Linked DNA regions of Homo sapiens: region 2 is linked to region 1. Evidence: read pairs that join two places in POLR2A ChIA-PET (ENCODE). Cell type or tissue: HepG2. All regions are shown on one strand. Each heading gives the region's core, and the rest is flanking DNA. Links, peaks and the distances in the headings are about the cores only.

The links. Peaks named below come from ENCODE experiments on the same cell type or tissue, not always from the same donor. Only the 100,000 strongest peaks of a DNase experiment are listed, where the experiment ranks them.
Region 2: POLR2A ChIA-PET joins it to region 1 with 5 read pairs; 2 of 35 experiments call an interaction of 5 or more read pairs at or near these places.

The regions. Positions count from the first base shown.
Region 1 is chr3:32,695,585-32,711,658 of GRCh38, forward strand. It overlaps CNOT10 (CCR4-NOT transcription complex subunit 10), which reads left to right. Exons shown (of 19, transcript NM_015442.3): 2 at 8,284-8,378; 3 at 9,227-9,388; 4 at 13,086-13,236. Among named protein-coding and RNA genes, the nearest start is that of CNOT10, 18 kb to the left of the region's middle. In HepG2, for the core only: no CTCF peak of the experiment used is centred there; a DNase peak (open chromatin) is centred at 8,037; H3K4me3 peaks cover 328 bases.
Region 2 is chr3:32,575,553-32,591,626 of GRCh38, forward strand. LOC124906226 (a long non-coding RNA gene) reads left to right here and starts at 3,156. Exons shown (of 2, transcript XR_007095860.1): 1 at 3,156-3,193; 2 at 3,440-4,057. In HepG2, for the core only: no CTCF peak of the experiment used is centred there; no DNase peak of the experiment used is centred there; H3K4me3 peaks cover 823 bases.

The DNA.
Region 1 (16,074 bases), core at 6,534-9,033:
TTCTGCTTAGTTCAAACCTAAAGGCAATTGTTTATTTAGAAATGAAGTCTATTGGTGTAAAGACTGTCAAGGTTTGTGGGTCAAAGAGCTCTGTACGCATAGAAGGTCAGCCATGTTCATTAGGCCAGAGTAGAAGGAAAGTCAAGCTTATGGGTGAACGGTCGTATACTCTTTCAATTGGCAACGGAGACTACTTTTGGGCAAATAAAGAAATGCTGTGGGATTATGTGCAGACTCTGTCTGGTAAGAAGTCAGTAGTTATAAATAATAAATGTTTTTAAAACATTAAAAAAACTGATTACAAAAATGAATACCCATTTCTGGCAGAAAACTCGAGAAATGTACAAATACACAAGGAAAATAAAAATAATCCTGTTGAAGAGAGTGTGTGTGTGTGTGTGTGTGTGTGTGTGTGTGTGTGTGTGTGTGTGTATTTGAAATGGGGTCTTGGCCGGGCGTGGTGACTCATGCTGGTAATCCCAGCACTTTGGGAGGCCGAGGCAGGCGGATCACTTGAGATCAGGAGTTCAAGACCAACCTGGCTGACATGGTAAAACCCTGCCTCTACTAAAAATACAAAAATTAGCTGAGCATGGTGGCGGGCACCTATAATCCCAGCTACTCAGGAGGCTGAGGCAGGAGAATCACTTGAACCTGGGAAGCAGAGGTTGCGGTGAGCTGGGATTGTGCCTCTGCACTCCAGCCTGGGCAACAGAGTGAGACTCCGTCTCAAAAAAAAAAAAGAAGAAGAAGAAGAAATGGGGTCTCACTGATTGCTCAGGCTGGTAGTCATATACTGGGCTCAAGCAATCTTCCCACCTAAGCCTCCTGAGTAGTGAAGTGTGTTTTTTTAAAAACAGAAAATTTTCATCCTGAAGTTAAAGAAGGTAGGTAAAATAATGGTTCGTTAACATGTAAAAGGTTATTTATTGAGCTCAGTTCTGTGAAATGTGTGTAGAAATGGGAATTTCAGAGGCTCTTGTCAGCCTTAGAGTCCAGCTTATCTATTTATTTATTTATTATTTATTTATTTTGAGATGAGGTCTCACTGTCACCCAAGCTGGAGTGCAGTGGCACAATCTCAGCTCACTGCAGCCTCCACTTCCTGGGTTCAAGTGATCCTCCCTCCTCAGCCTCCCAAGTAGCAGGACTACGGGCATGTGCCACCACACCTGGCTAAGTTTTGTGTTTTTGGTAGAGATGGGTTTTCACCATGTTGTCCTGAGCTCAAGATCCACCCTCCTCAGCCTCCCGAAGTGCTGGGATTACAGGCGTGAGCCAGTGTGTCCAGCCCAGCTTATATATTTATCTTAAATTGGCTTCTCTCCTTTTCTGGAGAATTTTAGGAGACTTACATTTTCTTTTTCTTTTCTTTTTTTTTTTTGAGATGGAGTCTCGCTCTGTCACCCAGACTGGAGTGCAGTGGCGTGATCTCGGCTCACTGCAGCCTCTGCCTTCCGGGTTCCAGTGATTCTCCTGCCACAGCCTCCCAAGTAGCTGAGATTGTAGGCATATGCCACCACGCCCAGCTAATTTTTGTATTTTTAGTAGAAACGGGTTTCACCATGTTGGCCAGGCTGGTCTGGAACTGCTGACCTCAGGTGATCTGCCCACCTTGGCCTCCCAAAGTGCTGAGATTATAGGCGTGAGCCACCATGTCCAGCCTGATACTTCCATTTTCTGGGGTTGCTAACAGCAGTGGCCACATGAACTACTCTACTTTTAGTGGAGAATAGAAGCTCAAAATTTTCAACACCTGGGTGAGTTGTTGGGTTTTCCCCTTTGCCCTGTATTTCTAAGGTGCTCTTACAGTTGGTCCCAAAAGTCCCATTAAAGAATGTCATCTAATCTAGGGCATATTTTACTTATTTATTTTATTCATATCTTTTATTATTATTATTTTTGAGACAGGGTTTCACTCTGTCACCCAGGCTGGAGTGCAGTGGCATGGTCACGGCTCACTGCAGCCTCAACCTCCCAGGCTTCAACGATTATCCCACCTCACCTCCCCAAGTAGCTGGGACTACAGGCACATGCCACTATGCCTGGCTAATTAAAACAATTTTTTAAAATAGAGACAGGGTCTTGTTTTGTTTCCCAGGCTGGTCTGGAACTCCTAGGCTCAAGCAGTCCTCCTTCCTTGGCCTGCCAAACTGCTGGGATTACAGGTGTGAGCCACTGCCCAGCCAAGGGGCATATTTTAGAAGAAGCTTTAGAGAAAACTCAATAGCAAACTAAGAATTTTTGGCATTTGGTTTAAATTATGCTTCTTTATGAGAGAAGACACATTTTTTAAAATGTTAGGTTTTATAAAATCTTTAATAATAAAAGAAACATGAAAGATATTTATATTCTTTGTTAAAGTTTTATGGTGACAATATGTGGATTGAGGATCCTGTTTCAATCTAAACTTATAACTTGCCTTCTGAGGTCCTAAAGTCCTGTGTCACATTTTTACACGTTTTAAAATAATTGGTCCTTACCTCTTTTGTGCACCTGACAGTTCTGCAAAACACATGTATTGGATAAACAGTATGTTCTTGCAGTGAAACTCATTGTTATTGGCTTTCCAAAGAAAAAACTGTTTAACATTGTCCTTTGAAACTGGCAAACTTTATTCACTTAACTCTTAGCTTTTCCTCCTCCCTGTCGTATGCTAAAGTGGAAATAAAATAACTACTTGACCTGCTAACTTTAATTATCACAAGTAACACTTTTTAATAAGCCCAAATACTGGAATGCCTTTTTTATACAGCAGATAAGTTCTTAGATGAGTTTTTTTAAGTACAAGTTATACAGTATTACGTTGTTATAAGTGGTGACTCTCAAAAGGGTGTTCAGTCTTCTGGGGGTTTCGTAGTGATCTAAAGAGCTGTTTCATAGTCAAGTCACATGAAATTGAATTTTACTGTTAATTTTTATGTTTAAATTACAGACATAAATATATTTTTAAAAATATAAGTACAAGAATTTTTAGTTCTGGTGAAAGGAAAGTGGGGAAGGGAGCTATATTTATTTAGCATCTCTAATTAAAAACAGGCCAAAGGACGACTGGACTGAAGATGTGACTGATTCTAAGACTTGTGCTCTTTTAATTATGTCATATTGCCTTCTTGGAAAAGGGAAGTTGGGAATCTTCACTGACTGCTGACATGTGCCAGGCTAGGACTTCCCAAAGTTAGTTCTGTTGACAACTGGTTCTTTTATTTTTAGTTTATTAAGATGGGGTCTTACTCTGCTGCCCAGGCTGGAGTGCTTTGGCACAATCTCAGCTCACTGCACACTCCACCTCCTGTGTTCAAGCAATCCTCCCACCTTCGCCTCGCTTGTAGCTGGGACTACAGATGCATGCCACCATGCCCAGCTAATTTTTGTATTTTTTGTAGAGACGGGGTTTCACCATGCTGCCCAGACTGGTCTTGAACTCCTGGGCTCAAGTGATCCACCCGCGTTGGCCTCCCAAAATGCTGGAACTACAGGTGTGAGCCACCACACCTGGCCAACAACTGGTTCTTTGAGATGCTCCTGTTGTCTAGGCAGTTATCAAAAAGTGCCCAGATCATAAGTGCACATACAGTTTGGTGAATAGTTTGCTGTGTATCCTTGTAGACTTTATACTTATTCAGAGGTACATATTTGTGTATATATTTTTATAAAACATGGGATTCAGTTGTACAAAGCAGTTTGCAATCTGTTTCTTTTATTTAACAACATGTTGTAAATATTTTTCCACATCAAGTTATATAGACTTAATAACTGTTAATGTGCCATTGTATTCCTATACCATGATTTAGTTATCAAATCTCTTGAAGAATATTTATTTCTAGACATTTAGTATTATCGTTTTAATTTACAATTATTTAATAAATAATGAGGCTGAATTTCATTTCACGTTATTAAGCCATTCATATTTACTCTTCTTTCAGCAAGTTTCTGGTGTTTGAGGAACACTGTGAAGGACTGTGGCAGGGTTCTTGAAGATAAGGGAGTTTGTTTATCTAGGCAACTCCTGGAAGCCATTATAGAGGGAGTCACACTTCCCAGTATCCTGGAAGGGGGCTTGTGATGGATGAGGTGCGAAAGTGGAGGCTACTATGACAGATGCAACTCTAGGGCACCATACTGGGGGAGCATTCCACTAGCTCTAGCCCCAACTTGAGTCCATGTTGGCAGATCTATAGAAGGAGAGGGAAGAATGGAAAGGAGCCAGTAAGCAAAAGAACCCCATAACCAGTGTGATTCTTGACAACTTTCTGGAAAGTTGGTTGTAGGCACTCTTGAGGGGTAAACTTGGGGACAAGGTGGTCTACTATTTCTCATGTGGGTATTTGTCTTCCATAGAAACCTTAATTGGATATGAGTGCTGCTTTAGGAACAAACATATCAGTTTCTTTTTTTTTTTTTTTTTTGAGATGAAGTCTTGCTCTGTCACCCAGGCTGGAGTGCAGTGGCATGATCTCGGCTCACTGCAACCTCTGCCTCCCAGGTTCAAGTGATTCTTCTGCTCCAGCCTCCCAAGTAGCTGAGACTGCAGGCATGCACCACCATGCCCGGCTAATTTTTGTGTTTTTAGTAGAGATGGGGTTTTACCATGTTGTCCAGGCTGGTCTTGAACTCCTGACCTCAGGTGATCCGCCTGCCTCGGCCTCCCAAAGTGCTGGGATTACAGGCGTGAGCCACTGCGCCCGGCCTCAGTTTCTTTATAGAAGCATGTTTGGAGTTACTGAATCTGAGTTGGAAGGGATGCTAAAAACTATTTAATACAGACTCTCATTTTAGTAAATAGGGAAGCTGAAACTTGCCCCAGTTCCACTTTGTAGCATCTGTTTAATTTCAGAAGTGACATTAAAGTTTTAGTCTTATTTCAATTCTAAAAATTGTCTGTACGTCACTGTGCAACCTGCCTCCCGTCTGTATGTTGAAAATGATAGAATCTGCACTATTGTGCTACATATCAGGGGTTTACTCTGCCAGGTACATGCCAATTGCTTCACATATATTCTTACTAAAGCCTTACAATAACTTGAAAAAGGGTTTTCTTATCCCCATTTTGCGGATAGGTTCAAGCTTTGGAGGTCTTTGAGTTTCAGTCTGAAGCAACAATTCTGTATGAAAAAAATTCCTGTATAAATAAGAAATTCAAATATTGTGAGACTTTGAAATTCTTTAAAGTCATACACAGTGACATTGCCATCACCTACCTATGTTTGCAGCCCATGACATCACATTTATACAGTGGTCACATTTCCTTTTAATGATATTTCCATTAGTGGTGCATGGAGCTTTTGCTGGTGAGTAGAACCAAGAAACAGAATATTCTTTGGGAGATAGTAAAATATAAAAGGCATCTTTTAAAAACAAATGGCAAATTTTTGCAGAAAAGAAAACTTAACATTAAAAATGACTAAGCCAAGCGCAGTGGCTCACACCTGTAATCCTAGCACTTTGGGAGGCTGAGGCCAGCAGTCACCTGGGAGGTCAGAAGTTTGAGACCAGCCTGACCAACATGGCAAAACCCCGTCTCTACTAAAAATAAAAAAATTAGCCAGGTGTGGCGGCAGGTGCCTGTAGTCCCAGCTACTTGGGAGGCTGAGCCAAGATTGTGCCACTGCAGTCCAACCTGGGTGACAGAGCAAGACTCCATCTAAATAAATAAGTAAAATAAAAATAAAAATAAAAATGACTAATATTTACATTACCTATATATAGTATTCTTGCCAGAAATGTTAAACTGCATGTAATATTGAGGAAATAACCAGAAAAATTCAGAATGTAGGACATTCTAATTCTATTTAATTAATTCTAATTGGCTTAGACTCTTTTGAAAAAATAAAAAACCAAAAAACAATGACCTAATGATATCGTGTAGCTCTGTGTCCCCAACCAAATCTCATGTTGAATTGTAAATCCCCAATGTTAGGGGAGGGACCTGGTGGGAGGTGACTGGATCATGGGGGTGGATTTCCCCCTTGCTGTACTGGTGATAGTGAGTGAGTTCTCACTAGATGTCGTTATTTAAAAGTGTGTAGCACCTCCCCCTTTGCTCTCTCTTCTGCTGACCATGTGAAGATCTGCTTGCTTCCTCTTTGCCTTCTGCCATGATTGTAAGTTTCCTGAGAACTCCCTATATGTGCTTTCTGTACAGCCTGTGGAACCATAAGCCAATTAAACCTCATTTCTTTATAAATTGCCCAGTCTCTGATAGTTGTTTTTGTTTGTTTGTTTTTTGACAGAGTCTCACTCTGTTGCTCAGGCTAGAGTGCAGTGGTGCAATCTCGGCTCACTGCAAGTTCTGCCTCCCGGGTTCACGCCATTCTCCTGCCTCAGCCTCCTGAGTAGCTGGGACTACAGGTGCCCGCCACCACGCCCAGCTAATTTTTTTATTTTTTATTTTTAGTAGAGATGGGGTTTCTCCATGTTAGCCAGTATGGCCTCGATCTCCTGACCTCGTGATCCACCCGCCTTGGCCTCCCAAAATGCTGGGATTACGGGCGTGAGCCACCACACCTGGCCTTTTTTTTTTTTTTTCTCAAGACAGTCTCACTCTGTCGCCCAGGCTGGAGTGAAGTGGCGTGATCTCAGCTCACTGCAACCTCTGCCTCCCAGGTTCAAGCAATTCTCGTGCCTCAGCCTCCCAAGTAGCTGGGATTATAGGCATGAGCCATCACGCCCAGCCAACAGTGACTCTTGAGAGAACTATAAAAAGTATTGAAGCATTTGTTAGAGTACTTAACACACTTTTGCTCTGAGTAGTTTAGGTTTGGTTCAGCTGAGATTTTTACCTTTATTTTGGAATTCTATTTTCAAATTAAAACAAAAAGCAAAACATCTAATATTTAAAATAGCAAATTATAGAGGTAGGAGGTAGTTTTCCCAGCTAAACAGATTATTAACCTTTACTGTGAATTTATATGGACACTTAACATATTAAAGAAACTTTTTAAATGTGTTAATATTTTGGATTTCTGAGCCTATGAAAATATTCCTTGCCTGGAAATTAGCTGTAAGCCCTTATCAGTGTAGTTTTCTGATTGTTACTACTTTCCAACTAAATTATAAATCTCTTAAAGCCATCGTAGGTGTGTTTATATCTCCAGCACCTGCCATAGTTGCTTGAATATGTGGGACTGTATATTGCTGGGTGGCAGATCTAATATTTTTTAAAGAGCACAATATTCTCAGCTTGAATGTCCTCATCTACAGGGCTTGTGGTCTTTATTTAAGTGGGCAGGTTTTCATTGTGTTTCAACTTGGCCATAGGAACCTTTTCAAGCTTTCAGAGGAGTAGCTTCTTATTAGCTTATAACATTAATCAGTCATTGTTTTTTGTTGTTTTTTTTTTTTTGAGACGGAGTCCTACTCTGTCGCCCCGGCTGGAGTGCAGTGGCATTATCTTGGCTCACTGCAAGCTCCACCTCCCAGGTTCACGCCATTCTCCCGCCTCAGTCTCCCAAGTAGCTGGGACTACAGGCGCCCGCCACCACGCCAAGCTAATTTTTTTTTTTTTTTTTTTGTATTTTTAGTAGTGACGGGGTTTCACCGTGTTAGCCAGGATGGTCTCGATCTCCTGACCTTGTGATGTGCCCGCCTTGGCCTCCCAAAGTGCTGGGATTACAGGCGTGAGCCACCGTGCCTGGCAACATTAATCAGTTATTGTTGAGAGAGCCCTAACTTTGGCCACTTTATTAGGAAGAACACAAGATGAAAACTAGGGACAAATTCACTATACAGTAGTCCCCCACCTTTTCCTCAGAAGATACATTCAGGGTCCTCCGGTGGATACTTGAAACCACAGATAGTACTGAACCTATGTACTGCTTTTTTTAATACGTACATAACTATGATAAAGTTTATAAATGAGGCACAGTAAGAGATTAACAACAACAGTAATAAAATAACAGTTATCTGAATGTGGTTTCTCTTTCTCAAAATATCTTACTGTACCCTACTCACCTTTCTTCCTGTGACCTATTGATCTGATAACCAAGATGGCTACTGTGTGTCCAAGGGGGAGGTATCTTATACAACATGGAATGCTAGACAAAGGAATGATTGACTTCCTGGATGGGACAGAGCGGGACACTGCAGGATGGCAAGAGATTTCATCATGTTACTCAGAACATTGCTGTTTAAAACTTAAGAACTGCTTATTTCTGGAATTTTCCATCTGATATTTTCATACTTGACCTTGGGTAACTGAAACTGCAGAAAGTGAAACTGGATAAGGAGGGACCACTGTACAACTTTTATTTCTAAAGAACTGTAAAATTTGTGTGTTTGCAGATCAGGGAGCAGAGAAACATGAAGGCACAGGTCAGTCCTCTGGGATCACTGATCAAGAGAAGGAGTTATCCACCAATGCTTTCCAAGCTTTCACAGTAAGAAATGGCTTCTCTTAGTCTGCTCAAGTTGTAGGGTTCTGTCAAGTATGAATCTTTTCATAGTGAATTTTTAAATTTACAATTTTTACTCTGTAATAATTCAAAAGTTAATTTAGAGATAAGTAGGTTTAATTTTTAAAATAAATGTTTTAGAGTTTAAATATGGTGAAAGGAATGGGAATAATTGGAGCCATTCCCAAGTTTTTGTAAACATGTTTTAACTCATATACTGTTGTTTTTAAGTCTTTTAAATTTAGATTTGTAAGTATGTGGGTCAGTCTTTTCATTTCACTAAGCTGTTCAATTCTTTTATTTATTTATTTCTGAAAATATCAGATTCAAAAATTATTTTCTTGAAGGTACTTTAAAATGGAACCCCAAAACTTTATTGGCAGAATTTTAACTTTTTCTGGCATTAAACAATATGAAAGAAAACCTTATTTGGTTATCAGGTTACGTGCATGTAAGCAGAAGAACTTGATGCTTGGGTATTTAAAATATATTTACTAGAAAATAAAATTTGGAGTGATTATATTACCTTTCTTGACTAGCCTCAGCCATTAATACCCTGCTAGCACTATATGTATATGCCAGTATATTTATCATATCAATATATGTGTCTTATATGTGTCAATGTCAGGGTTTTGAGTCTTAGGAAGTAAATATCCACAGTTTAACTGACATGAATGTTGCTTTAGTGACTTTGATTAGTATATGTAGGGAAACTACATCTTTCTTTTTAAGAACTTTTAAGATAAAGATGAATGAAATATATTTGGAATGATATACTGTATTTAAAGCTGGTATGTAATTTTGTGTGTGTGTGTGTGGTTTTTTTTTTTTAGTCTGGAAATTATGATGCCTGTCTACAACACCTTGCCTGTCTACAAGATATAAACAAAGATGATTATAAAATAATTTTGAATACAGCAGTAGCTGAGTTTTTTAAAAGTAACCAAACAACAACAGATAATTTGAGACAAACACTTAACCAGCTGAAGAATCAGGTGATACATAAATGAATTTAACTATAAAAAATATTGTTCTGTTCTTTAATTTATGAAACACAAATAGTTAAGGAAAATAAATGTGATTTGTCTGGTATTTCTTGTCAGAAACATTTGTTAGCATTAATTTTATTTCCGTAAAATTATTATTCCAGGAGATAAAAGGTATGTTGTGGGATCATTTTTTTTAATTGGGGTTTTAATGAACTTGAACAGAATAGACTAATATACCAAATTTGAATGAGCTTTGGAGTTTTGAGAAAGAACTATATGAAGAAGCTTAGCTGTGGAGATATATCTTGTTTATAATGAAAAAAATATGATTAATCCTAATGTCAAGTCGTTTTAGCATTTGGATCAGGAGATGATTGATTAAATAGAAGATATTCTGCTTTGTATCTGGCTTGGGGCTTGAATTGGGGATTGGTCTGGTGATAATGGCAATGTTTCTTGAATCCTGGGGCTAGACTTTTGGTGTTCAAGAGGGCTGATAACAGTGATGGTGCTGATAGGATCAGCTAGCATATGTTAAGTGTTCACTGTGTGACAGGGCTCTGCCAAGCGCTTGTATGCAACTTCTCAGCTTGTTCTTCTCAGTAGCCCTATGAAATAGCTATATAATTTTTCTTATTTTAAAAGTGGAAAAGCCAAGGCACAGATAGCTGTGTAAATTGTCCAAAAACACAAAGTTTTTGAGTAGTAAGAGCTACATGAACTCAGTTGTATTTAACTCTATAGCCTGTAATTTTAGTTACTGCTTCATGCTGTTAGGGAGTCATGAGACCTTTCCTGTAATCATGAGTACCATGATACTCTATAGTATCACCCTAAAGTGTGACACAGGTAGAGAAGCAAGTTGTCCCTTCAGGCTCTCTGTAATCCTTTATAGGCATAAAGTAATTTTTAAACCCCATTAAAATTCAAAAATGAGAATAATAGCTACCATTTATTGAATGCATACTGGGTGCCAAATTCTGTATTAAGTGCCTTTTATGCCTTATCTCATATAATCCTCACATTCAACTCTTGAGGCAGTAGGTGCTTATTATCTCAGTTTTAAAACCAGAATTTAGGAAGTCTAATTTAAATTTACACAACTAGGAAGGGGAAGAACAGATTTAAACCAGGCCTTCTGACTCTTGAGCCTGTTCTCCTACCTGTCTCAGTCTTCATAAATTTGTATGTCCTCACGTTTCCTCATTACTCCAGTATTATTACTGATGATTTTATCTAGTGTTCCAGAATCAAAAGAAAGATGATGCTTACTGATAATCTAGTACATGCACCCTATGACCCCATAGACAGTTTCTTCCAAGACAAATTTGTTTGGTTTTTGAGAATAAGTTCAGCCTTTAAACTTTTTTTGAATAAGCAATTCCTGCAAACTTCCAGTTAGGCCAAAAAAACTTTGTGAAGTTCTTTCACTAGCTTTTATTGTTTATAAGGTTTGTTAGGGCCTTCCAACTCTTGAGTTTCCTAGAAGTGTTTGTACTTGTGGTTACTGACTTCTTTAAATCATACTTCTGTTCGCAGTCACATCGGGCACAGTGACACACCTTTTCAACCTATTCCATTTTAATTAGCAAACGTCTAATTTCACTTAATGAGTAGTTTTTCTTTTGGCTGGAGCAGTTACTAGACTATTTTGGTGAGTCATAGAATATGTGGCAAAGTTATTTGTGTGATAATTATTCAACCATTGCTGAATCCAAAACGCCATAGTTTATCTAAAAGCTTTTCTGGCTAAACTCTTCTTAACTCAGTCTCTCTCCATTACATAACTACAGAAAGAGTTGCCTTTGGAAATTGAGTTTTCACTGTTTGAAGATACTGTTTTTAATCTCTTTAAGATAGTGACTTGATAAGTGAAGATTATAAAAAGTTCCCAAACTCATTGAGATGCACATGTTGGTCAGCTAGGACCACTTGCTAACATTTGAACCATGTCAAGCTTAACCACGTGGGTGGTTGACGTCTGCTGAAGTCCAGTTACAAAATTTACAATTCATTGTGTGTAGTGAACCTTCAGGTTCCTTGCCATTAGTCAAACCAAGGCTGTTAAATCCATGTACTGTATATCAGAGTTCTATGGAAGTGTTGGTCTTAGAGTTAATTACTTAATATTGAACAATAATTTATTGCAATCTTCATAATGGCAAAGGTTAGTTTTAATACAAGTAGACTTCCAGTTTCATGTGTTACATGGAATTGTGCAATGGTTGTAAAGCTTGATTAAAATTTAAAAGCCCATTGCTACAGCTTACATAAGGGGGTATACAGTTTGAGAATGCAAAGTGTCATGCTTTTTTTTTTTTCTTTTGTGTCAGTTACAGATGTTAGCCTTTAGTGAAGCCCATAAAAGCCTTTTCTAACCATCATGTGTGCAATAATATATTTTTATTATTGAGTACTTTAAAAAAATCTATTCTTTTTTACGGGAACGAAACCTGAAAATATACTTTCTAGCCCTATGGCCTTGGGCAAGATAATTAAGTTTTCTGTGCTGGTTTCCTTATGTATAAAGTGGAAATGAAATTATCTATGTCCTCGGCCAGGTGCGGTGGCTCATGCCTGTAATCCAAGCACTTTGGGAGGCCGAGGTGGGCAGATCGCCTGAGGTCAGGAGTTCAAGACCAGCCTGGCCAACATGGTGAAACCCCATCTCTACTAAAAATACAAAATTAGCCAGGTGTTGTGGTGCATGCCTGTAGTCCGAGCTACTCAGGAGGCTAAGGCAGGAGAATCACTTGAACCCTGGAGGTGGAGGTTACACTGAGCTGAGTTCGTGCCACTGCACTCCAGCCTGGGTGACTCCATCTCAAAAAAAAAAAAATTATCTATGACCTTGAGGTATGGTGAGGATTAACCTGTAAAAGTTTTAACATAGCAAGTCTGGCACATGGTAAATAGTTAACTATTTTTGTTTTGTTTGATACAGAGTCTCGCTGTGTTGTTCAGGCTAGAGTGCAGTGATGTGATCTTGGCTCACTGCAGCCTCTGCCTTTTGGATTTAAGCAAGTTTCCTCCCTCAGCCTCCCGAGTAGCTGGGACTACAGGCACGTGCGACCACACCCAGCTAAATTTTTTTTTTGTATTTTGTATTTTTAGTAGAGACGGGGTTCACCATGTTGGCTAAGCTGGTCTCAAACTCCTGACCTCAAGTGATCTGCCTGTCTCGGCCTCCCAAAGTGCTGGGATTACAGGCATGAGCTGCCACGCCCGGCCAGCTATTATTAATGTTTAAATTTTACCTTAGTTTTTACAAAATGAAATCAAACTATGAATACTACGTGACATTTTTATGGGAAAGGTCATTTTGAGTTTGTTGCACGCCTGGTGTAGCCTCTTGTAGGTTGTGAGACTAGGAGATGGGAATCCTACTCAGAAGTGGTGTTACCAATTGAAACAGGGAAGATAGCTTCACAGTGACAAGGAAGATAATTGTCTAGCCATGTGCTGGGTACTTAATAAAGTCTCATGAAAACATTTTACCTAAAATTTTATTATGTGTGGCACAGAAGAATGAAAATAATTTTTAGTATGTGAGAGTAATTAAAATCTAAAGATACTGTTGAAAGTATGGAAAAATTCAGAATAAGAATGTTGGCCTATGTTCCTTTTTATTCATATGAATTCTTTCACTTTTGCTTTTTATTTCCTTAATGTTAAAATATAACCTCTGTTGATTGCTTTATAGGTCCACTCAGCTGTTGAAGAAATGGATGGATTAGATGATGTTGAAAACAGCATGTTGTACTATAATCAAGCAGTCATTCTTTATCATCTGCGGCAGTATACAGAAGCCATATCAGTTGGTGAAAAACTTTATCAGTTCATAGAGCCTTTTGGTATGTTATCTGTCAAGTCAAAAATTTCCCTATCTTCCCTATACTTGCAGAATTCTCTGGTACTTTTACCTAGATAACCTAAATCCGAGAAGTCCATGCCAGTATTCAAAGAAAAGCCGTATCAGCTTTGCTTAATGGTTAGAAAAGATAAAAATGTAATCCAGGTTTTCTTTGAGTGTCCCTTCCCAAATTTTGAAGATAACTGTTAAAAATGCTGTTGGAAAGTGCTGAAAACACTTAGTGATGTTTGTGGGGTTTTTGCTGTTTCAACACTATTTTAGTGTACCTGATCCTTTCTTACTTTAGTACATTAAGGAAGTAGCATTTTGGAATGTTAGGGGACAGTGAGGTATTTCATTTTTGCCCTTTGCCTTACTGAAATTTTTGGTGGTAATTATGGAGTAGGAAGTATAGAACAGAGTTAGTTTTTTGCTATCTTAATTAGCTTACTAACCTCAAGTAGGAGTAGCAAGAAAAGTAAGGGCAAAGGAAAAAAGAAGAGCAAAGGAGAAAGCTAGACCCAGGAAATGGTTGTTAGAGAAGGCTGTTGGTTTCTAGCCCACAAGCAGTCAAATTCCATTTGTGAGTTACATTTTTGTCTTTTTTTTCCATAATTGCTTTCTTTTACATTCAAAACACAAATGAGAATTCCTAATTTATCAGGAACGCCTGATTGCTCATGTGGTTACCACAGGACAAGTGGTGGGGTATGATAGCGCTCTGTGGTTCTTTGGGAAGAGGTAGAGAGTCCCCTTTTGCTGACAGCTGGTTGAACAGCTGATTACTATGGCTCCAGAGACCCATTCTGAGGTGCTTCTCTTCTTTCCCTCAATCCTGAGAGCTTGGTAGCTGGACAGACTGGGCGGGAGAGACACCAGTGGTAAGGGATTATGTAATTAGTGACCAGGTCCTTCTGTATAGCTAGAAATCAGAGTTACACTTTTAGGACTGTACACATTTTTCTGTAAAGTTACTGTTATTGATGCTTCTTAGAATTTCAATATGGAGAAACTGCCTTTAAAGGCAGCTATTAAAATATAAATATGCCCAGCGCAGTGGCTCACGCCTGTAATCCCAGCACTTTGGGAGGTTGAGGTGAGCAGATCATCTGAGGTCAGGAGTTGGAGACCAGCCTGATCAACATGGGGAAACCCCGTCTCTACTAAAAATACAAAATTAGCCAGGTGTGGTGGCACATGCCTGTAATCCCAGCTACTCAGGAAGGCTGAGACAGGAGGATCACTTGAACCCGAGAGGCCGAGGTTGCAGTGAGCCAAGATTGCACCACAGCATTCCAGCCTGAGCAACAAGAGCAAAACTTGCTCTCAAAAAAAAAAAAAAAAAAAAAAGAGAATTTCCTGAATTCATGAAATCCTGTTAATCTGCACTATGGCTGAACAGAATATATTAATAGTAATCAACTAGTCAGTATTCACATTCATTTTTCTTTTATGGCTTTTTTTTTTTTAAACTTTTACTGCTTGGATTTTTTTTAAAGACTGTTTTTTTAGAGAAGGTTTAGATTTACAGCAAAACCAAGTTTCCTCTTGTACAGAGATTTCCTGTGTGTCCTCTGCCCCAACACATCCATAGCCTCCCTCATTACCACAATCCCTCAACAGTGTGGTGCATTTGTTATAATTGATAAACCTACATTGATACATCATAATCATCCAAAGTTCATAGTTTACGTTAGGGTTCACTCTTGGTGTTGTATGTTCTATGTGTTTGGACAAATATATTCATTATAGTATCATACAGAGTATTTTTCACTGCCCTAAGAATTCTGTGTTGTGCCTGTTCATTCCCTTTCTACCTATAACCACTGATCTTTTTACTGTCTCTACAGTTTTGCCTTTTCTACAGTGTCAAACTTGGAATCATAACTACTCAGCTTCTTTCTTCTTTTTTTCTTTTTGAGATGGGGTCTCTTTCTGTTGCCCAGGCTGGAGTGCAGTGGCGTGAACTCCACTCACTGCAACCTCCACCTGCCAGGCCCAAGCGATCCTCCCACCCCAGCCTCTTCAATAGCTGGGATTACAGTCACGCGCCACCACACCCAGCTAATTTTTGTATTGTTTTGCAGAGACTGGGTTTCACTATGTTGCCTAGGCTGGTCTTGAACTCCTGGGCTCAAGCCCAGCACCTTGGCTTCCCAATGTGCTGGGATTACAGGTGTGAACCACCATGCCTAGCCAGTACTCAGATTCTTCATACAACATATGCTAATTGAGCACATGGTCCAATACTGTGGGCCAGACACTGTTCTGGGTCTGGAGATAATGCAATGAATGAAATACAGAAACTCTTTACCCCCGTTAAGCTTCTATTCTAATAGGAGAGAAAGCAACATAATAAAAAAACAGCCATCCCTTGGTATTCAAGGGAGATTGGTTCTAGGACACCCCTCTTCAGATACCAAAATCTGCTGATACTTAAATCCCTTATATAAAATGGTGTAGTATTTACATACAGTCTCTGTGTATGTCCTCCTGTACATTTTAAATAATCGCTAAATTACTTATAATACCTAATACACTGTAAATGCTATGAAAATGTTTTTATACCATATTGTTTAGGGAACAATGATGGGGAAAACGTCTGTACATATTCAGTGCAGATGCAACAACTTTTTTTTTTCTTCTAACATTTTCAATCTGAGGTTGGTTGAATCTGTGGGTGCAGGTCAGATACAGGGGGCTGGCTGTATACTGAATGCTATGAAGTAAAGCTAAAATTGAGTGAGAATGTAGAGATTGACTGGGGATGTTTTAAGTAAGGTAATCAAGCAAGGCCTGGGATGAGATGGTATTTGAAACGAGACCTGAATAAAGAAAA
Region 2 (16,074 bases), core at 510-3,009, 130 kb before region 1:
ATGTGTTCAAGGACCCCAGGACTCAGTCTTTGTTCCTCTTCTCTCTCTTGGACTCAGTCTTTGTTCCTCTTCTCTCTCTACACTCACTCCCTTGGTGATGTCATCCAGTCTAACTACTTTAAATTCCATCTATATGATAAAGACTTCTAAATTTATTGCTCCAGCCCAGAGCTCCATCTGGAACTCCAAGTTAATATAGCCAACTGCCTATTCCACATCTCCACTTCAATATCTAATAGATATCTCAAACTCAACATGCCCCAAACTGAACTTCTGTCCTATGGGAACAAAGTATCTTCTACCTATGGCTTTCCCCATTGGGTAGCAACTCCTTGTTTCTTTGTTGCTTAGGCCCAAAACCTGAGTCATGCTTGACTTCTCTATTTGTCTCACACCACACATTGAATCCATGAGGAATCCTGTTGTCTCTACCTTCAAAATATACCCACAATCCAACTTCTTACCGCACTTCCCCTGATACCCTTTGACCTGAGCTATCATTTCTTGCCTAAATTCTGTAAAAGGCTCTTCAACATAACATCTAGAGTGATCCTTTAAGAATGTAAGTGAGACCACGTCACTTCTATGCTCAAAACCCAACAGTGGCTCCTCATTTCAGTCGGAGGAAAAGACAAAGATGTTACAATGACCCATAACGCCATGCAGGATCTGGCCCCACCGCCTCTCTGACTTTATCCGTTCCACTCTTCCCTTCAATTTCCCCCTTTCAGCCACATCAGCCCCACTGCTGTTTCTTGAATCTGTTGTGTGTCTCTTTGCTTTGAGGCCTTCGTTCTAGCTGTTCCTTCTGTTTTGAAGGAGGTGAGGAGCTGTCCATCCCAGTATCTTCCCCCAGGTAGCCAGTTGGCCAACTCCCTCTTCTCCTGCAGTGAGTGTGCTCCATTCTCAACTTCTCAGTGAGGTCTATCCTGACCTCTCCATTTAACATTGCACTCTGGCCCTTCACCTCTGAAATTCCAGATTCTCCTTACCTTGCTGTCCTTTTTGTTCTCCATAGCACTTATTATCGTCTAACATGGTATAGGATTTACTTGTTTAGTAGAACTCAAGCTCTGTGAGGGCAAGGATCTTTATCTTCTTCAGTAATGTATCCCAAGCACTTAGTACCTGGAACATAGCAGGCCTTCTGTAAAGATTTGCTGAAGATATGAATAAATGAATGAACCTACTTGTTACCAGTGTTCCAAAATTTTAGAATGGGGGGTGTGTGTGTGGGCACGTGTGCACATGCTTGTGTGTGTGTGTTTAAGAGAAGAAGATAAAAATTCTTCATTCTAACACCTGAAAGCAGGAGCTCTCTTTTATGATATTTTAACCATTAAATTAATTTATTTAGAGACAGGGTCTTTCTCTGTTGCTCAGGCTGGAGTGCTGTGGGACAATCATGGCTCACTGTAATTTTGAGCCCTGGGGCTTAAGTGAACCTCCTGCCTCAGCCTCCTGAGTAGCTAGGACTATACCTGTGTGCCACCATGTTCCAGCTCATTTTTTTTTTAGACAAGGTCACACTATCATCCAGGCTGGAATGCAGTGACCTGATCTCAGCTTACCGCAACCTCGACCTCCTGGACTCAAGTGATCCTCCCACCTCAGCCTCCTGAGTAACTGGGACTACAGGTGCAAGCCACCACGCCCAGCTAATTTTCAAAGTTTTTATAGAGACAGGGTTTTGCTTTGTTACCCAGGCTGATTTTTGTTTGTTTGTTTTGTTTTGTTTTGTTTTGTTTTGGTAGAGAGAAGTTCTCACTATGTTACCCAGGCTTGTCTCAAACTCCTGGACTCAAGCCATCTTCCTGTCTTAGCCTCTCAAAGCACTGGGATTACAAACATGAGCCATCACACCCAGCCTTAACCATTTTAAAAATATAAATCACTTAAAAGTATATTACACACCCCACTCCTTTCCTATTTTAACAAGTTATATAAATATAGATTTATGTTTTCCTGAAGGCCCTTGGCTTCCTTAGGCTCATCAATAATACTACCGTGTTAAATCTGGGAAGTGCTTAGGTCCTACTGGGATTCCCCGGGTGTATCCCAGATGGCTCTGCCTTTTAGTTTGGTTTCTAATTCAGCTGAGACTCAGGGCTTGTAAGTGGGAAATGGAACACTAGCCAAAAGTGAGACAGCTCCTCCTCTCTCCAGCTTCCTGTCTCCCAAGAGCTACACGTCTCTCCTCTCTGCTTGCTTCTCTTCTCTCCTCTCTCTCTGTCGACCAGCGTCCTCTGCAAACTCATCAGCTTTCTCAAGGTCACATTGGGTATTTCTCTATCTCAAGAAAAGTGATCACTGGACAGACACAAGAGCTCTGCAGAAAACTAGTTTGACTGGGAGGGGAACTTTCCGTAGGTCTGGAGGTGGGTACTGCAGAACCACTTCCTCTTTCTTTTGGGGATGCCTCCTTCTCTGTTTGGGAACCAAAACAAGGCAGCTACCACTTGGGCTGCTTCCTATTATATCAGTTCCACAGGCTGCCACAAGCAGATTTTCAAATAAAACCTGCTTCACCCATGGTGCCAAATGCTGGCAGTCACAGTTGATATAAATGCTGGCTGAAAAGCCAAAATCAAAAGAAAAAGGAAGTAAGCAAGATGAGTGGACCCTTAAAGTTTCACTCTGAGCAATTCAAATGATAGCGTTGAAAAGGACTTCAGAGTTTAAATAGTCCCATCCTCTACACAATATGTGAATCTTTTTTTTTGGTAACATTCCTGACATTTGAGACAAACTGATAATGCTAGAATTTGCAGAGTCCTTGCTAGCCGTCTCTCCCAGCAGACCCAACCAGGGATCCCATTAAAGACGAGCAAACACCCACGGTTGCTTATATTTGCTTTCCTTTGAGTCATGTTTTTCTCATTCTAAGTACCTCCTTAGAATGAATGAAATGATGGGTATCTAATTCATTTTGCAGTCACCAGCCCCTCTAATTACAGACCTATCCTTCCTCTTGCTTCTCACCTAGGGATTTTTATCAAGTGGACCCTCACAGAACATCATATCTTAGTGAGAGGTGACAGCGTGCTGGCAGCTCTCGCTCGCTCTCGGCACCTCCTCTGCCTGGACTCCCACTTTGGTGGCACTTGAGGAGCCCTTCAGCCCACCGCTGCACTGTAGGAGCCCCCTTCTGGGCTGGCCAAGGCCGGAGCTGGCTCCCTCAGCTTGCAGGGAGGTATGGAGGGAGAGGCGCGAGCGGGAACCGGGGCTGCGCGCAGCGCTTGCAGGCCAGCTGGAGTTCCGGGTGGGCGTGGGCTTGGCGGGCCCCGCACTCGGAGCAGCCGGCCGGCCCTGCTGGCCGGGCAATGAGGGGCTTAGCACCTGGGCCAGCGGCTGCGGAGGGTGTGCTGGGTCCCCCAGCAGTGCCGGCCCACCGGCGCTGTGCTTGATTTCTCGCCGGTCCTTAGCTGCCTTCTCTCAGGGCAGGCCTCGGGACCTGCCGCCCACCATGCCTGAGCCTCCCCGACGAGCGCTGCCCCCTGCTCCCCGACGCCCAGTCCCATCGACCACCCAAGGGCTGAGGAGTGAAGGCGCAGGCGCAGGACTGGCAGGCAGCTCCACCTGCGGCCCCAGTGGGGGATCCACTGGGTGAAGCCAGCTGGGCTCCTGAGTCTGGTGGGGATTTGGAGAACATTTATGTCTAGCTAAGGGATTGTAAATACACCAATTGGCACTCTGTATCTAGCTCAAAGTTTGTAAACACACCAATCAGCACCCTGTGTCTAGCTCAGGGTTTGTGAATGCACCAATGGACACTCTGTATCTAGCTAATCTAGTGGGGGGCCTGGAGAACTTTTGTATCTAGCTCGGGGATTGTAAATGCACCAATCAGCAGCCTGTCAAAACAGACCAATCAGCTCTCTGTAAAACAGACCAATCAGCTCTCTGTAAAATGGACCAATCAGCAGGATGTGGGTGGGGCCAGATAAGAGAATAAAAGCAGGCTGCCCAAGCCTGTAGTGGTAACCCACTCGGGTTTGATTGCCTACTGGGGAAGGTTTGTTTTTTCCTTCTTTGCAATAAATGTTGTTGTTGCTCACTTTTTGGGTGCGTGCTGTGTTTATGAACTGTAACACTTACTGCGGAGGTTTACAGCTTCCTTTCTGAAGTCAGTGAGACCGTGAACCCAGCAGAAGGAGGAAACTGTCTCAGCATCCGAATGTCACAACGAGCAAATCCACGTGCGGCGCCTTTATGAGCTGTAACACTCACTGTGAGGGTCCACGGCTTCTTTAAGTCAGTGAGACGAAGAACCTGTCAATTCCAGACACATCAGCACAGAGAGATGGAGAAATACCTAAAAGAAAGTAGAAATAGACTCTTTTAACGTGTTTGTTTTTTCAGAGAAACCGCCAGAAAGTGCCCGGGGCAGTGGCTGTCGCCTGTAATTCCAGCACTTTGGGAAGCAGGAAAGGGCAGATCACTTGTGGCCAGGAGTTCAAGGACAACTTAGCCAACACTGTGAAACCCCATTTCTACCAACAATACAAAAATTAGCCAGACATACTGGGGCATGCCTGTAATCTCAGCTACTCAGGAAGCTGAGGCAGGAGAATCGCTTGAGCCTGGCAGGTGGAGGCTGCAGTGAGTCAAGATCAAACCAGTGCACTCCAGCCTGGGCAACAAAGCGAGACTGCACCTTAAAAAAAAAAAAATGCTTTTATTTTTACGTCTAATGTGAAATCCCACCTTTCTTAAAAAAAAAAAAAAAGTACTGGTAGGTGTATGTGTGCATGCAAGTATACTTTAGGACAAAATTTTACAAAGAAATATTTTTTTGTTTGGTTGTGGTTTGTGTTTTTGAGATGGAGTTTCACTCTTGTCATCCAGGCTGGAGTGCAACAGCTCGCTCTCGGCTAACTGCAAACTCCGCCTCCCGAATTTAAGCAATTCTCCTGTTTCAACCTCCCAAATACGTGGGATTACAGGAGTGCATCACTGTGCCACCTAATTTTTTTGTATTTTTAGTAGAGACAGGGTTTCACCATGTTGGCCACGTTGGTCTCGAACTTCTGACCTCAGGTGATATGCCCACCTCATCCTCCCAAAGTGCTGGGATTACAGGCGTGAGCCACCGTGCCTGTCGAAGAAATTGCTTTTCATTGGCTTAGAAATGTATCATTGAGAAATAACCGTCTCTGAATATATATTTTTTAATTCCAGGATAAGGTAATAGTAGAATTGCCTTTCATTTCAGACTGAACTTCTCACCACAATATCCATATTCATTCTTGGAAAATGGATGATGAATGGAAGGATAGTAACCTATAAAATCAACTCATACAGCAGCTTGAGTGGGCAAATTATGTTAATGTTAAGTGAGATGCACAGGGAAAGCAAAGACACTTGTCTTTTAGGCTGGAAGCATTCTTTAAGTGTTTTAATTATCTACTTACACATTTTTCAATACTAAACAGATAGGAATTTTAGGGTGCTTAGTTATCATTGTTTTAATCTATTCTTTGCCACTGAAAAGAAGAAAGAAAAAGGTCCACTGACTAATGTATTGTTAATTGCATATTTATTATACATATTTTTGGAGGATCTAATTTTCTTGTAATCAAATACTCCGAAGTTCAAGTCCATTACCTTTATTTAGTGATTTTAGTACCACTTAGTTCTCAGATTTCCAGTGTTACACTCTACTGCCCTCTTTGCTTCCTAAAGGAAAAGATATTTAATAACTAATTTTATAGATTGAGATCTGCCAACACTAGGTCACAAAGGTAATTAAGTTTTTCTTCTTTGGAGGCTCTGCGTTAGGCAAAAAAGGGAAAAAATATAATTCTCTGGTATTTTTAGAAATGTGCTATCTTTTGTAGCTGCAGGTGATTTCATATTCATATCAATTTAGTCTACTTTAGTCTAGAGCTAATTATGACTTCTTGTTGCTTTTACTAAAAGTAAGCCTAGAATTATAGTCTATTATATTCTCCACCAACCAAAACATTATGTATGTTTCTTTTTTCCTCACACGGGAAAGTGAATGAAAGAATTGCCCAGTGGGAATTTTTTATAAGCAAAATAAATCCATTCTTTTACACCATACAATGTTACAAAGTTGTTTATTTGAAGATATTTAAGGAGATTCTAAGGATCCTAAACTTTTTGCTACTGGGAACAAAAAGTTAAAGTTGACTAGTAATGTGAAAGTGGAATCCAGAAGCACTTTGTCTTTTATGATCCTTCCTTAGTAAATCCCAGGATTATTTTGAGGGGTCAGCTTCATCCTATATTCAGTTCACCTATTGGTAAATGAGGACTATCCAGATAAACTACTGGAATTTTCACTCTGATATATACATATATATGTAAAATTTTCATCCTGATATACATATATAAAAATATATATCAATATAATATAGATATAATATGTATGTAAAAATATATCAATATAATATATAGATATATATTAATATATTTATCTGAAATACATACAAATATATATAAATATCTATCTCTATATAGATATATAGAGATAGATAGATAGATTTTTTTTTGAGACAGAGTTTTGCTCTCATTGTCCAGGCTGGAGTGCAGCTGTGCAATCTTGGCTCACTGTAGCCTCCACCTCCCAGGTTCAAGTGATTCTCCTGCCTCAGCCTCCCTAGTAGCTGGGATTACAGGCTTCCACCACCACGCCCGGCTAATTTTTGTATTTTTAGTAGAAACAGGGTTTCATCATGTTGGCCAGGCTGGTCTCGAACTCCTGACCTCAGGCGATCTGCCAGCCTCAGCCCCCCAAAGTGCTGGGATTACAGGCGTGAGCCACTGTGCCCGGCCCACCAAAGGTAAGTCTTGAATCAAATTATGTTAATGTTAAATTGAGGAACATGGCAGTTAATTTGCATTATTTAGATGATACAGAATGTTTGCATTTAATGTTTGTGGTAAGGGTAATGGCTTATACAGTCCATGCTCCACAATCAGATGAAGGTGAGTTCAAATTTAGACTCCTGCCACTTACTAGCTCTGTGTCATTGGAGCTGCTTAAATGCTAAAGCGTGTTTCCTCAACTCTAATACAGTTCTTCTGAGGAATAAACAACCACACAAATCTGACACATAGCAGGAACTCAATAGATGTTAGCAGAAATGTTTACTGTTATTTTTATTTGAGATAAATGTATAAGGCTATTTTTTAGTGCACAGTTTATCAATTTTAAATGGTTTAAATGTGCACACAGATACCCTGGGATCCTCATTAAAATGCAGATTCGGGCTGGGTATGGTGGCTCATGCCTGTAATCCCAGCACTTTGGGAGGCTGAGGTGGGTGGATCACTTGAGGCTGGGAGTTGGAGACCAGCCTGGCCAACATAGCGAAATCCCATCTCTACTAAAAATACAAAAATTAGCCCAGCATAGTGGCACACACCTGTAGTCCTTGCTACTCAGGAGGCTGAGGCAAGAATCGCTTGAACCTAGGACGGGGAGGTTGGTTGCAGTGAGCCAAGATCCTGCCACTGCACTCCAGTTTTTTAAGACAGCAAGACTCTGTCTTAAAAAAACAAAACAAACAAACAAACAAAGTGCAGATTCTGATTCAGTTGGACTGGGGTGGGGTCTGAGGTTCTTCATCTCTAACAGGCCTCCAGGTGGACATTCATATCACTGAATGCAGAACACGGTTACACAATAGAAAGAACATAAGCTTTGGATTTATCCTTCTATGAACTGGAATCCCAGTGAGCTATGTGACCTTGTCAAGGTCAAACTTCCTTCTCTCCAAGAGGGAGATAATAATATCTATTTCTATTTAAATCAATTTTCATCAAATAAAAAATAGTATACTAAAATAGTACCTGGCATACTGTAGGTGCTTAACAAATATAAGTTCAGGCCGGGCGCGGTGGCCCACACCTGTAATCCCAGCCCTTTGGGAGGCCAAGGCGGGTGGATCATCTGAGGTCAGGAGTTCCAGACCAGCCTGGCTAACATGGTGAAACCCCGTCTCTACTAAAAATACAGAAAAAATTAACTGGGTGTGGTGGCCGGCACCTGTAATCCCAACTACTAGGGAGACTGAGGCAGGAGAATCGCTTGAACCCAGGAGGTGGAGGTGGTATTGAGCCGAGATCGCACCACTGCACTCCAGCCTGGGTGACAGAGTGAGACTCCATCTCAAAAAATATGTGTGTGTGTGTGTGTGTGTGTGTGTGTGTGTGTTCAGTTTTTCTATAAGAAATGCTTTATTGGTCTGTCCACTACGGGGTTGTGCTAGTTTCCCTTCCTAAAAGAATGGAAAATTCCAATTTCCTTTGAAAACTTCTTAGAATTCTAACTTGATGAAATCAACATCAACATTGGTTTAAAAGTTTGTCATTGCATAGCAAGCAAATCATTTCATACCAGATGGCGTGCAAACAGACTGGGAAAATGCCCCAGGCAAGCAATGGGACTCGGAGTCAGAGGGATTTCTGCAGGAATGTATAACTGAGAAAAGGGGCTAATTCTGAAGCTTTTTATTTTACTATTATTTTCTTCTACCCTTTTTATTATGGAAAATTTCAAACATAAAAGTACAGAGGGTGATATAATGAACCCCACATACCCATCATTCAGCTTTGGTAGTTATCAGCACATGGCCAATCTTTAGTTTGCCTTCCTCCCTCTTCCTCCATCTCTGAATTATTTTAAAGCAAATTCAAGACATAGTATTTGATCTATAAATATTGCAATGCATATCTTTAAAAAAACAAGGACTCTTGGCCGGGTGCAGTGGCTCAGGCCAGCACTTTGGGAGGCTGAGGTGGGTGGATCACGAGGTCAGGAGTTTGAGACCAGCCTGACCAACACTGTGAAACCCTGTCTCTACTAAAAATACAAAAATTAGCTGGGCATGGTGGCACATGCCTATAATCCCACCTACTCTGGAGGCTAAGGCAGGAGAATCACTTGAACCCAGGAGGAGAGGTTGCAGTGAGCCGAGATTGCACCACTGCACTCCAGCCTGGGCGACAGAGCGAGACTCTGTCTCAAAAAAGAAGTAAATAAGTAAATAAATAAAATTTTAAAAAAGGACTCTTCCTTTAAAAAAATAACCATAATACTGTTATAATAATTCATTCAAAAATAACATTGAATTTATAGTATATATTTTAATTATCATCCAATTTTATTAGGCAATGAGATAACTATTAAAGTAGAATTCAAAATAACCCAACACTTAAGAACAAGGTAAATACACTTGTTCCCTGAACATTGCTGTTATCAAGGAGGGCAGAACAGTCATTGTCTTATCAGCAGCAATGACATTCATGGCATCCCTCCTCTCACTGCTCCAGCTGGTTCCTAACTGGTCTGCCAACTCTAGGTCTCGATTACATCCTTAAAATTGTCCCTTGCATTCTGAGCCCTCCCAGCTTAATTATCTCTGACAGAAACAAACTGCCTTTAACTTTTGCCAGGAGCAGGGCACCCCTGGCAAGCTGATCTGAACTCTAGGCTTTCCAAAAGTGCTTAGAGTTCTAGGATCTCATAAAATACTAGAGCTGGAAGGGACTTCATAGTTCAGCTACTAGAAAAAAACCAAGGGGCAAGAGTGTTAAATAGCTTGCTTTGCCTCATAATTACCCAAAAGCCTCTCAAAATAAAGGCAAAGTATTATGTGTCTAAACTGACCTTTCTGTGTGGTAAAATTTCAAGGAATTTCTTCTATTATTTTACAATATTTGGTTATCCTTTCTTGAGTTAGCTCATTGAAATCCTTCTTGAACCCACATAAAATTTCCATTCCAATTTTTATTTTATTGATTGATTGATTGACTGATTGAGACAGGGTTTTGCTGTATTGCTCAGGCCAGAGTGCAGTGGTGCGATCTTGGCTCACTGCAACCTCTGCCTCCTGGGCTCAAGCCATGCTCCTACCTCAGCCTCCCGAATAGCTGAGACTACAGGCACGCACCACCACGCCCGGCCAATTTATGTATTTTTAGTAGAGACAGGGTTTTACCATGTTGCCCAGGCTGGTCTCAAACTCCTGAGCTCAAGCTATCCACCCCTCAGCCTCCCAAAGTGCTGGGATTACAGTTATGACCCACTGTGTCCCACCTCAATTTTTATTTATAAACTATTTCACATATACAACTACTAAAAATAAGGTAATATACACCTATTAATATATTAATACACACATTATACAAAATAAATATAATATCACCATAGAAAATCTTTTCCTCTTGATTTTTTTTTAATTGAGGACACTAATCTGCCAGCTCTTAAAATTTTTTAAAGAAAGCTCATTCTACTCCCATTCTTTTCCAATCCCTTCTTCCTTAGAGATAGTCTTTATCTTAAAAATAGATGAATTTCATTCTCATGCAGATGTATGTTTATACATTCAATTGTTTTGCATGTTTTTAATTTTTACATGTAGGAGACACTGTACGTGCATTTTACAAATTGCCTTTTTCGCTCTATATTATGTTTTCAAGACTGAGCCATATGGATACAGAGGTGAATCATAGATCATTCATTGTAATTGCTATGTAGAATTCTACAGCATGAATAAGCCGCAGTTTATTTAATCTACTCTCCTCCAATAGGAATAATTAGGTTGTTCTATTAGACAATTCTGTTACACTTATCACTAGGTACCCTGTACTTTTTGCAGCTAGGCTAAATGGCATCTTTGCAAATACCACATACTTATAATTGTTGATCGCTGGTGCAACCAACATGCTATTGATGTTTGTATATTGATCTTGTATGTTTATTTTGCTGAACTATTTTATTCATTCCAATAGCTTATCTCTCAGTAGATTTTCTTGTGGGGGAATGGTGATCAACTTACTGAGCTCACCATTTTCTTAATATCTTTTATTATAATAAAATAGAGAAATTTGGATTTATTAGAATTCTAGGAGAAGGGGTGACTTGAAAGCTAGAGTAATACGGAAGCTGATGGAACTGTTCCTCTTGAAAGAAGCAGCCAGAGCTGGGGAACTGCTCACCGAAACCCTCATGTACAGAGAACATAAGGGCTTTTGAAATGGAGTAACATGAGGAACTAGCCGGGGGCCCCATGAGATGGCAGATGGCTGCATAATCTGTAATGTGACCCCTCCTCTGTGTCTTAACATTTTTAGTAAAAATGGAAAATGGTCACATGCTTGGTCTCAATGATCTTTTCTCAGGTACTATAAAGAGATGTGGCTCTGTATATAATGTACATGATGCAGGGACCATAGAACTGCAATAGCCTTGTGACCACCAAGGCCAGGATCCAAACAAGCCTAAGAAAGTGGATTCTGAAATCTTGGAGAGGGACTGGAACTGCTCAGGCTTGGGAAATGGGATTCAAACCAAGTTTCCTAAACTTTAAGAGCAGGAAATCTCCCAAATGATATTTGGGTTTCCATCAACAGCCATCTGATTTGTATGCTTTCCATGTGGAATATACAATGTAAAAAGACAAGGTTCCGTTTTGTTTTGTTTTTTGGAGACAGTCTTGCTAGAGACTCTGCTGGAGTGCAGTGGCACAGTCATAGCTTCCTGTAGCCTCCAAATCCTAGGCCCAAGCAATCCTCCCACCTCAGCCTCCCAAGTAGCCAGTATTACAGGCCCATGCCACCACATCTGGCTAATTTTTTTTTTTTTTTTTTTTTTTTTTTGGTAGAGACAGGATCTTGCTTTGTTGCCCAGCTGGTCTTGAACTCCTGGCTTCAAGTGCTCCTTCTGCCTCAGCCTCCCAAAGTGTTGGGATTACAGGTGTGAGCCACTGTGCCTGCCCTTCACTATTTAAAAATATATATATTATTTCAAATTTTGACTTTGTTAATTCTTTGGCCTTCCATGAAATTATAGTGTTTGTAATCAGAGAAGTATGAAAAGAAGTATCATCTTCAAATTGCCTCCTCTGTGGTTTGTCATAAAGGCAAAATATTGTTACTAGATTCATATCCTGTGGGCCCTCTACACATTTAATGAATTATAGCCATATGTTATCTAAATGAATAATAATATATGTACCGGATAATAAATAAATGATAATGTAGATTAGTTTATCCTTTTAACCCACTGCTATCAAGGAGATGATAGTGTAATCCTAGCACTTTGGGAGGCTGAGGCAGGCAGATCGCTTGAGTCCAGGAGTTTGAGATTAGCCTGGGCAATGTGATGAAACCCCATCTCTACAAAAAGTACAAAAAATAGCCAGCTGTGGTGGGGCATGCCTGTAATCCCAACTACTTAGGAGGCTGAGGTGGGAGGATGGCTTGAGCCCAGGAGGTCGAGGCTGCAGTGAGCCGAGATTGTACCACTGCACTCCTGGGCGACAGAGTGAGATACTGTCTCAAAAATGGAACAAAACAAAAAAATCCAAAGTATTTCAAAGGTAATTATGTGCTTTTTTAAGACAAGAGCTGCTGTGCAGGCTGTGGCTTCTAAGTGAACTAATTCCTGTACTAATATGCAGGTCCCAGAAAAGCCAATGATTCATTTTGGTGTTAATGACTGGAAGTCAGGGCCAGATTTAACTGGGGACCAGGATTGCATCTTGATACAACTATCAAACCAGGGATACTTTTTCATTTTGGCCAAAACATTGCTGTAATATCCATGATCTGCTCAGAATTTACTGAGAATCATGATGATGTTTTAGAAGGAACATTCATTCTCATGGAGTTAAGGGACTTGGGGTGTATAGTCTAGGACTTGTACCTAATTAAGATCTTGGATAAATCATTTCACTTCTCTAGGCTTTGGAGTCTGAAGGATGAGGGGATAATGTGGATAATCTCTTGTGCCTTCTAGCTCTTCAGAAAAGAAAAAGTAAACCAGCTTGCAGCCAGTGTGTAACCTGCAACCATAAATAGACAGTTGCATGTATAAATATGCAATGTCTACATGGTGTGATTGAAAAAGTTTCTATGTGCCATGTCCCCAATATGTCCTGTCCACATAAACTCTGGCCTCATAATGTGAGTCTCTGCACAGAAGTAGAGCAGAGTAGCATGGTAGCAAGGAGACTGAAAGAATGCTACTTCTGAGCTGTGTATCTTTGGGTACATTACTTAATCTCTCTGGCTCTTAGTTTCCTCATCTATAGATGAATGAGTTGAATAGCTACTCACGGGGCTGTTGAGGATTAAGTAAACTGAGTATTTGAAAGGGCTTCATAAGATAACATAATACAAATATTAATTATTAACACTCATCCCTGTAGTGTGGGAAGTGATTTAAGATGTCAGAATTACAGTGAAATTCTGCATGCTTAATAAGAATAGAACAATAGCCTTCAAAAGAGATGAATATTCTACTTAGAACATTCAAAGACATAACGTCAACAGAGACCACTTAACTTCCTAACTCAGGAAATAGTTTATAAATAACTTGATTTTTAGAGATTGAACAATGGATTATTTGGATTATTCAGTCTTAAATTAGGTAGGCCTTTTGTTCTCCCTCTATCTCTTGCTAATTGTACATATTAAGGTTAGAAGAAAATGAAAACCAAGAAGGTGTGCTGCCTGAGAGGGAAACCAGTTGGCCACCAAGTGTTCTTCCCCAAGTGGCACCCTTATTGCCTTCCCCCCAGCACTTAGTCACCAGGTCATCTCTCAGGGACAGATTCACATTAGTGGAGTTCAGATGTGTAAACTAGAATTCTATTTTATTGATTTACGAGGAGACACCTTGCTGAGGAGCTGAACATCTGCATTATTTTTGCCAGTAAGTTGTAGACACACAAATAACAGTTATAGAAACAGAAAAGCCAAATTATGGTGGTTTAAACAAGACAGACAATTCTCTTTCCCATAAAGGAAGTCTGGGCATATGCAAGTCCAAACCGATATAGTAATTTCAATGTGTCATTGAAATATAAGCTTTTATTCTTCTGCTCTGTCATCTTCAATCTGTAACTTCCTTTCTCAAGGTCACTCCATGGTCCAAGATGACTGCTAGAAGCCACTCATGATGTCCATGTCCCAGGCAGCAATAAGGAGTAAAGAAGAAAGAAGGATATATCCCCTGAGTTTCAAGAGACTTTCCATTAGTCCCATAAATATTTCCACTTACACTTCATTGATGAAGAGCTAGTCTCATAGCCCCATCTAGCTACAAGGGCAGTTGGGAAGTGTAGTCTTTTAGCCAGGCACATTGTTACCCCAAATAAAGTGGAGGTTCTATTATTAAGAAGGGAATGAAAAGGATGTTGAGGTAGGCATTTCTGCTGCAGCTACCAAATTACAATCATAAGGTGGCTGAATGAGCAAAGAGTTAGATATGTGATTTAAAGACCACATTGTTAGGCTGAGCTTCTCAAACTTCAAACACAGTTTGGCTCAAACACAGCTAAGGCTGAACTTCTCAAACTTCAGTGTGCACACGAATCACCAGGGATCTTGCTAAAATGCAGATACTGGTTCAGAATATCAGAGGTTGGGACTGAGATTCTGCATTTCTAACAAGCTCCCAGATAATGCTGGTCTGTGGATCACATTTGGAGTAGAAGGACCTAAGGCATCATTCCCAACATTATTGGTATTTTCTCCAACAGTCAGAGGGAAGCAGGGAATGCAGCCGGAGTACTGCATGGGGAACCATGGGCTCGGGGTGCTTTGGGTGCCTGGAATTGGGGTAAGTGGACACTAGCTAAAGTTCAATGCTACAACTTGCTCTAACTGAACCTACTATAGCACCTTTCCCTTTCACAGCATCTGCCCTACATGCATACTGACTGAAATTCCTTCAAGGAGTGAGTTAAGAAAGAGGGAGGAATGAGAAACAGGGGAAGGTAGCCACTCTGGGCATCATGATCTTTACTCAGAATTCAGTCTACTGTTTAAGAGAACAGACTTTGGTTACACTGAGGCAGGAATTTTACTTTTGCCCTGCCTTGAGAAGTGCCTTGGGTAGGATGTAAGGCCATCGAGATGGCTCCCAGACCCAAGATATCCACCTTCTACCACCCATGGAAAAAGCCAAAACTACAACACCAAATGTCTCTTGCTTTGCTTTGCTCCTACTTAGCCCAATAGACTTCTCCAGATCACAGAGGATAATTCTTTTTGATTATATGTGGGACTCCATCAACTGCCCATTCTTACTAGTTATGCCATTGCAAAAGGGCCACATAAGAGAGACATAGGTTACTACTATATTGTAAACTCCTGGAAGGTTTTTGTTTTTTTTTGTTTGTTTGTTTGTTTTGTAAAGAAAAGCCAAAGAAGCTGGGCACAGTGTCTCACACCTGTAATCCCAGCACTTTGAGAGGCCAAGGTGGGCAGATCAATATGAGCTCAGGAGTTTGAGACCAGCCTGGCCAAAATGGCGAAACTCCATCTCTACTAAAAATACAAAACTTAGTTGGGTGTGGTGGTGCATGCCTATAGTCTCAGCTACTCTGGAGGACAATTGCTTGAACGCAGGAGGCAGAGGTTGTAGTGAGCCGAGATGACACCTGTAATCCCAGCACTTTGGGAGGCTGAGGCGGGTGGATCACCTGAGGTCAGGAGTTCAAGACCAGCCTGGCCAACATGGTGAAACCCCATCTCTACTAAAAATACAAAAATTAGCCGGGTGTGGTGGCAGGCGCCTGTAATCCCAGCTACTTGTGAGGCTGAGGCAGGAGAATTGCTTGAACCTGGGAGGCAGAGGTTTCAGTGAGCTGAGATCGCGCCATGGCACTGCAGCCTGGGCAACAAGAACGAAACTCTGTCTCAAAAAAAAAAAAATGCAGATTTTGAGTCCGTAGGTTCTTGGGAGAGGCAGTGCACCATGGACCCTGAATGCCCCTATATGTTCTTGCTCTGTATGACAAGAATGCAAGACTCTGGCTGCTTATTACCAGGACCAATTCTCAGGGTTGTTCTTGCAGAGAGTAATTTCATGGAATGAATTAATTTCCCTCAGCAGCTCCCCCTACCCTAAACAAAAAACAAAGAGCAGGCTTGCTTACTGCTCAATATAAAAACAGTGAATTCCCTAATCTCAGTGTTTCTCAGCTGTGACACAAACCCAGCATCATCTGGGCCTCTCCACATCTCCCCTATGAGACCTGGGAGACATGGGGAACTGATGAAAAACAATGTTATGCTCATGATGCCAGTTGT